Linked DNA regions of Homo sapiens: regions 1 and 2 are each linked to region 3. Evidence: chromatin loops called from intact Hi-C (ENCODE). Cell type or tissue: GM12878. All regions are shown on one strand. Region 1 has its middle 37 kb from the start of LINC03099. Region 2 has its middle 53 kb from the start of LINC03099. Region 3 has its middle 110 kb from the start of ATP6AP2.

What was found. Peaks named below come from ENCODE experiments on the same cell type or tissue, not always from the same donor. Only the 100,000 strongest peaks of a DNase experiment are listed, where the experiment ranks them.
Region 1: it touches region 3 in a loop (6-fold over the local background); 8 of 110 quality-filtered maps call a loop at or near these places.
Region 2: a loop joins it to region 3, with 4 times the contacts of the local background. A loop is called at or near these places in 6 of 110 quality-filtered maps.

What each region holds. Positions count from the first base shown.
Region 1 is chrX:40,298,271-40,300,770 of GRCh38, forward strand. No RefSeq gene overlaps it. Among named protein-coding and RNA genes, the nearest start is that of LINC03099, 37 kb to the left of the region's middle. In GM12878, a CTCF peak has its summit at 1,152; DNase peaks (open chromatin) are centred at 1,694 and 2,433; H3K27ac peaks cover 955 bases.
Region 2 is chrX:40,315,041-40,317,540 of GRCh38, forward strand. No RefSeq gene overlaps it. Among named protein-coding and RNA genes, the nearest start is that of LINC03099, 53 kb to the left of the region's middle. In GM12878, no CTCF peak of the experiment used is centred here; a DNase peak (open chromatin) is centred at 979.
Region 3 is chrX:40,467,078-40,469,577 of GRCh38, forward strand. No RefSeq gene overlaps it. Among named protein-coding and RNA genes, the nearest start is that of ATP6AP2, 110 kb to the right of the region's middle. RefSeq lists an enhancer at 1,300-1,594. In GM12878, a CTCF peak has its summit at 1,454 (motif pointing left); a DNase peak (open chromatin) is centred at 1,454.

The DNA of each region.
Region 1 (2,500 bases), 170 kb before region 3:
CTGCGGTGTCCTCGGCCTGGAACACTTGTTCCCCGTGAAACCTGAAAGTCCACCTTCTCCCTGACCTCTAAGGGCAGCTGCAGCAGGAAGATAATTTTCTGGGGCAGATTTATTATCTCAAAGGTCACTAGTAAGCACCGGTGAGCCCAGCTCCTGGAAGACAGGTCCTCCCGCCGCTCTGCCTGACTCACTTCCATTTCTAGTACATTTTGAGGAGAGGGAGAATTTTCCAGAAGCCCGAATTCTTCCTTTAGATCTCCCTGAGTTCCACATTTCCAGCTTTCCTGTTCAGGGGCCAGGGCCTCTCTTTCCTCCCCCTCTCCATCTGCCCAGGAACTTGCAGAGGTGAAGCCCAGCCCCGACACCCCTGCAGAGCGCAGCCCTGACACCCCTGCAGAGCGCAGCCCCGAGCAGGAGAGAGGAGCAATGGATTTCTCAGCACTGGAGAAAGAGCGAGGCAGACGCAGGGCAGGAGCACAGGCTGGAGGCTCAGAGGACCTCCTCAGGGCCCTGGCTGCCTCTAACAGCCTCTCCCTGTCCCTGACTCCCCTCGGAAAATGTGACCGGCCAGGCCCTCCGGACAAGCCCCCGACGCGCCTCCCCCTTCACAGGCTCTCAGGCGGAGGAGATGGAAAGCAGACCCTCCCGAATGTTTAACTTCAGCGGAGATGATAATAACTTTCCCATGGACGCAACTGTATCCTTTCCCTGTGTTCCTTCGGGGATCCCGAAACTCCATACGGTTCTCATTTGCAGCTCGTTCCTGAGGAGGCCTCATTTCCTCGCCACACACCCCTGATGTGGTCAGGGTCTCCCTCCCACAGCCCGGGCGGGGGCGGGGCGCGGGTGGGGGAGGGAGCTTCCCTGAGCTTTTCTCTAACGCCTGCCCCCACCCCACTTTGCCAGCCCTGGCCTCCCCGATCCCTCCCTTAGCCTCTGCCCTTTCCCTACCACGGCCCCCAGCTCCAACACCTCAGGCCTTTCAGCTCCTGCTCTCCACGGCCAGGGACCGCGGTCAGGGCTGGGGCTGTTCCCTAGGCAGAAGTGTCCTTTCTAGAATTTTCTAGCACCCAGCCCGATGGGCATGTGGAATGACTCCAGGGGTCACCATTAGCATTGTATCCTATGTGAATGGCGCCTCCTGGAGTTATAAGACGAATGGTTCCCCTGCTAGGTCCTAAAAGGAGAGTCGCTTCCCAGCCCCTTTCCAGCCAGGAAAAGACCCCAGCGGCTTTTTCCCACACCTCAACCCCCTCTTGCCAGCCAGCTCTGCTCCTTAAGCTACTCCCACCGCACCCCTCTCATAACTTTGATTTGCAGGAAGCCAAGAGGAGTCCGAAGAGGAAAGAAAAAACAGGAGACTCTCACTTTGCCTAGCACTTTGGTTTGGTTGATATTAACACTTTCACATTTACTGTACCTTTCAAGCTTCAAAACACCCCTGTCGGGGGCTTTGGGGAGGAGGTTTGTTATCACATTTGACAAAAGAAATGAGCAAGCAGAGACCCAGAGAGCATTAGAGGAAGAGCCTGGGTCCATTAGGTCCTGTTTCTGCCCCTCCATTTCAGAGGTCAGGAGGCAGGAAAGGAGGAAACGGAAGGTGAAGTCTCCTGCTCCAGCATATGTCAGCTGTGTAACCGCGCATGAGTCACGTAACCGCTCCGTGCCTCGGTCTCTTCATCTGTAAAATGGGCACGATGATAGCATAGCTCTGGGTTAATAAAGGGGAAGTATTAAGAACAGTGCCAGGCATGAAGTAAATGCTATTACTGTTCTTGCTGCTGATATTATGAGATGTGAATGAAAGATCACGGAACTCTGCTTCTCTTTTCCTCTCAGTCCCCAGTCTCCAATACCCCAGTCAGAGAACTTGGATGACAAGTAAACCCCGTTGATGGTGCTGCTGTCTTCTCTGCATCTGGCTGTCACTTCAGATCTGGCCATCATGTTTGGTTTTCCAGGCCTGGTTCCAGTGCATTCGATCCCCCTCTCCCCGTTGCCAGCCGGCCAGGGTCCGCCTGGGCCTCAGGGGTCCCAGATTTGCCTTCTTGGTTGCCCAAGGTCTCAGTAACCCACAGAGAAGCTCAGGAGCGAGGCTTGCCCTCAAAGGCCGGCCCTTCAGGGCGGTTCTTTTGTCTCAGGCTGGACCCAAGATAAATAGATGTGATTAGGAGATCAAAGCCTTTTCCATGGGTTTGGCCTGAGGGGGCCCTTTGATCGGCCAGCCATCCCTTCACTGCCACCCACATCACCCCCACCACCCCTGTGTCCTCTCTGCTCAGAAACCCTTCCCTGCTCTCCAGCTGCCGCCTCTGCTCCCCAAGCTGGGCCAGGCAAGCCTTGCCTGGTGAAGGGTAGCTGGGTTTCCCCCCTCCAGGTTGTTTACTAAATCACCAGTTCGAAGCCGAAGCCAGCACGCTGCAGCAGGTCTGCGAAACCCAAATGGTTTCATTTTGAGCCTCAGTTGCAAAACCTGAAATCTTGATATGCTTGTAAATGA
Region 2 (2,500 bases), 150 kb before region 3:
TTGGGAGGCTGAGGCAAGAGGATTGCTTGAGCCCAGGCAGTTCGAGACCAGCCTGGGCAACATAGAGGGACCTCCATCTCTCAAAAAAACAAAAACAAAAACAAAACAGAGAGAGAGAGAGAAAAAAAATAAAGTAAACCACTACAGTGGCTAGGAGATGGTGAACAGCCACTTCACTTGACGGTTTGACTGGACCAACACAATTTTCATTCTCAATTTTCTAACTTGGCTGCTTGTTTCCCACACTGCAGAAAGGCCAGGGCTCAAACTCCCCAGCAGCATATTAGTAACTAAAATGTTTGCACTTAGCGGGCTGGACTCTAGTTAATCCAGCTTCATCATTATGCCAGGAGAGCTCATTCCAACTGAAATTTGACTATTGGTTTTTAATTTTGGTGCCATTTTTCAAGATGATGGCTCTTCTGGCTGACAGTGAATTACCCGGGGTGCAAATTAAATACAATAGAATTGCTAATCAGGCCATTAGAATACATGGACAGGAGGAAAGCTACAAGTTGTCAGACCTGGGTGGGTTCTCTCCTTGCTTTTTGGACAGAATTTGTGTGACTTTGAATGGGCTTATGCATAGAACTGGTACAAATATTGGAAACAGACGCCTGCAGGCAGCGAGGGGGACAGAGCAAGTGGCTGCAAAGCCTGCGATGGTACACTGGTTTGGTTGGTTCCCCTTTGCAGGAAAAATCTTGTCCTATAAGTACTCATGTCCCTGGGGATTGCTGTCTAATGTTCCATACACTCTTCTCATGCAAGGAAGTGTCGAGATTTAATTCTCAACCTCCAGGCCCACAAGGAAGGCACCAAATATCTGACATAATGAACAGTGTTTTCGGATTTCTAAATTTAGAGGGAAGGCGAGAATGCACTAGTGGTTTTTCTCATGTCTAATTCTAAGCAAAGACAGAAAGACCGTCAAAGACTTCATGTAGCACATTCAGTCACAGTTTCTTTGTGTGTGTGTGTGTGTGTTTCTTTAACCCCCACGAGACTAACTGAGAAGAAATAGATTCAGGAGCCACTTCCTAAGGAGGCAGTGCTTGATGCCAAGAGGTAGTTCAGTAAATCAGGAAGTGTTTGACCATTGGAGAAGATAGAGTGTGGTTTTCAAGGGCAAAGATGCAAGCCAGGATGCTGTCCAGTAATGCTGCTAGGAGTGGAGGTGAGCTGGGGATCATATCTGCAAGTGAGGGAGGACTCCTACTGAATCAATCACAGGAAACACTTACCAAGGCCTGCCAGCCATGTCTGACCACTTGAAGTGCTTGCAGCATTTAATTTTCACAGCAGCCGTCTGAGGTGTGGATTATGATCACCCCCATTTAATGGATGTTAACTTGGAGGTTAGGTAACTTCCTGGAGTGTGTTAGTCAGTTTTGCATTGCTATAAAGGAATACCTGAGGCTGGCTAATTTATCAAAAAAAGTACGTTTCTGCAGGCTGTATGAAAAGCATGGCACTGGTGTCTGCTCCTGTTGAGGACTCGGGAAGCTTCCAATCATGGCGGAGAGCAAAGGGGGAGCTGGTGTATCACATGGCAAGAGAGGGAGCAAGAGAGAGATGGGGGAAGGTGCCAGGCTCTCTTAAACAACCAGATCTTGTGTGAACTCATAGAGTGAGAACTCACTCATCACGGCAAGGACAGCACCAAGCCATTCACGAGGGATCCTTCCCCATGACCCAAACACCTCCCACCAGGCCCGCCTCCAACATCAGAGGTCACATTGCAACATAAGATTTGGAGGGGACAAAAACCATCTAAACCACATCACCAGGGTCACCCAACAAGTTCATGGCAGAGCTAGTGTTTATTAGATTGGGTTCAGCTATCAGAGACAGGAGAAAAAATCTGAGTAAGGCATAAACAAGATAGACATCCTTTCTTACAAAAACAAAGATTCAGGGCCAGGTGCGGTGGCTCATGCCTATTATCCCAGCACTTTGGGAGGCCAAGGTGGGAGGATCACTTGAGGCCAGTGATCTCAACATAATGAGACCCTGTCTCTACAAAATTTAAAAAGTAGCCAGTTGTGGTGTGTGCCTGTAGTCCCAGCTACTTGGCAGGCTGAGGAGGGAGGATCACTTTAGACCAGGAGTTGGAGGCTTCAGTGAGCTATGATTGTGCCACTGCACTCCAGCCTGGTTAACAGAGTGAGACTCTGTCTCTAAAAAAGCCCCCAAACCTACGATGTTTTGAGGTATACAGTCTAATTCCATTACAGCAGCTCCATAACCATCTGCCACCCAAGTTCTTCTTTCTTGTTCCTCTACCATCTTCAACACATGATCTCTGCCTTGGGTTGCCAGATAAAATACAGGACAGCCAGTTGAATGTGAATTTCAGATAAATAACAAATAATTTTTTTAGTATGTGTCCCATGCAATATTAAATAATCAAATGACATTGTTTTGTTCTTGTTTGAGATGGGGTCTCACTCTATCACTCGAGCTGGAGTGTAGTGGCATAATTGCGGCTCACCACAGC
Region 3 (2,500 bases):
CTAGAGCCAAAGGGAATAGGGGAGGTCGTGGCTACCCCAAACTTAGAAGGGGACAGAGTTGAGTACAGGAGGCCACCTTAAAAGAAATGGGGGCCTTCAGTGGAAGGATCAGTCAGCCCAAGTAGACTTCACAGGGAGGAAGATAGACTAAATGCGTCCCCTCATTCTCCTCTGCCCTCTGATCTCTTGGTGGGGCTTCCCTATTGGCTGGAACTGGCCAACGGGAGCCAAAGGGTGGGGGGCCCTTTGAGATGAGTGCAATGAATGCATAAGGGTCAGCTTCCTGGGGCACAGGGCAGGGAGGAGGGGGTGGAGGGTGGGCCTGGAGGGGAAGATGGAAGATGTCGTGAACATCTACTTCCATATTGGGTCGCACTCTACGGTGTGGACTCCTCTAGGTCAAGCTATTTGGCTCCTTGTTCTTTTTGTTCCCAGTACACAACCTAGCGTACGGCTCATGCTTCCAATCGTGTTTGCTGACACCCTGAATGAATTCCGTCGTGCCTCTTTGTTTCTCTCATTGGCAGTGTAGTGGCAGTTAATGACATTTCGACAGAATGGAACCGAAACACTTCCTTTTTTCTTTTTTTTCTGAGACAGGGTCTGGCTGTATCGCCCAGGCTGGAGTGCAGTGGCACGAATCTCAGCTCACTACAACCTCCACCTCCTGGGCTCAAGTGATCCTCTAACCTCAGACTCTCGAGTAGCTGGGATGCACACTACCATACCCGGCTAATTTTTTTTGGATTTTTTTAGTAGAGACAGGGTTTCGCTTTGGATTTTTTTAGTAGAGACAGGGTTTCGCCATGTTGCTCGGTCTGGTCTCAAACTCCTGGGCTCAAGAGATCTGCTTGCCTCAGCCTCCCAAAGTGCTGGGATTACAAGTGTGCGCCACTGCACTTGGTCTAGAAACACTTCCTAAGGTGAAAGTTTGGAGGGTGGAAGAAGAAAAAGAGAAAGGAACCAGAAATGCCCCAAAGATGAAGGCTGAATGATGCTGGAGCTGTTTCACTTTCTTCTCAGGAAGTGTAAATAATGAGCTGTACTTTCTTCTTCATTCACAGTAGTAATAAAAACACAATAACTGGCATATGCAGTGCTTCCAAGCCGACCAAGTGGTTTATATGCATTACCTCATCGGATCCCCTCAACAGCCCTGTAAGGTACACGATATTGTCATCCCAATCTTATAGACCAGGCTTAGAGAGGTTAAGTGGTTGGTCAGCCAGTGAGTGTTGGTGGAGCCACCACTGGGACTTTGAGTCCATTTCCACTGTCACCACTTGTGCTCTGCTGCCCTCCTGCCAGAACACCTCTCAGGCCTGTTCCTTACTGGGCAGGCTGTCCAGATCGGAACCTCCTCCTTTCAAGAGGCTAAACTAAACAGCTGAGCAGGAACAAGAGCAAACAGGGCAGGAAGAGAGGAGGAGCCCTGCAGAACACAGTGGCCCTTTGTTTTCTGCTGCCACCTCCTGGATCATCAACACCCTTTTGTCCTCTGTTCTCTGCTTCAAATACAGGCTGAGCTGGGGTGGCGGGGGGAATGCCCTTCCTACTCATTGCACAACTATATAATAATCTTGAATATTTTAAATTGAAGTCATTTAAAAAGGAAGGAAATTCTGACACATGTGATTGAAGACATTATGTTAAGTGAAATTAGCTGGTCACAAAAGGACAAATCCTGTATGATTCCACTCATATCATGTACCTAGAGTCATGAAATTCATAGAGACAGAAAGTAGAATGGTAGCTGCCAGGGGCTAGGGGGCGGGCAGAAAAGAGGAGAAGCAGAAGTTATTGTTTAATGGGTACAGAGTTTCAGTTTTGCAAGATGAGAAAAGTTCTGGAGATGGATGGTGCTGATGATTACAAAACAACGTGAGTGTATTTAATGACACTGAACTGTACACTTAGAAATGGTTAAAATAGTAAATTTTACTATATATATATATATGTTTCTTTTTTTTTTTTTCTGAGACAGTCTCACTCTGTTGCCCAGGCTAGAGTACAGTGGTGCAATCACAGCTCACTGCAACCTCTGCTTCCCAGGCTCAAGCAATCCTCCTGCCTCAGCCTCCCAAGTAGCTGGGATTACAGGTGTGCATGACCACACCCAGCTAGTTTTTGTATTTTTAGTAGAGACGGGGTTTCACCATGTTGCCCAGGCTGGTCTTGAACTCCTGACCTCAAGTAATCCTCTGGTCTCGGGCTCCCAAAGTTCTAGGATTATAGGCGTGAGCCACCACACCCAACTCTGCTATATATATTTTACACAATTTTTAAAAAACTGAATTCAGCAAACATTTAATGAGCATCTACTCTGTGCTCTGTACTGGGCATTTAAAACCATAAATCATCAGCCCCACCTTCAAGGATCTGTCAGTCCCATTGGGCAAAGTGACATAAATGTACCCAGCCCTGTGTGAAAAGTGCAACAATGGCAGAGTGCACACGCGACTGAAATAGCACCAAGGAAGAAGAGCCAGTTCTGCAGCAA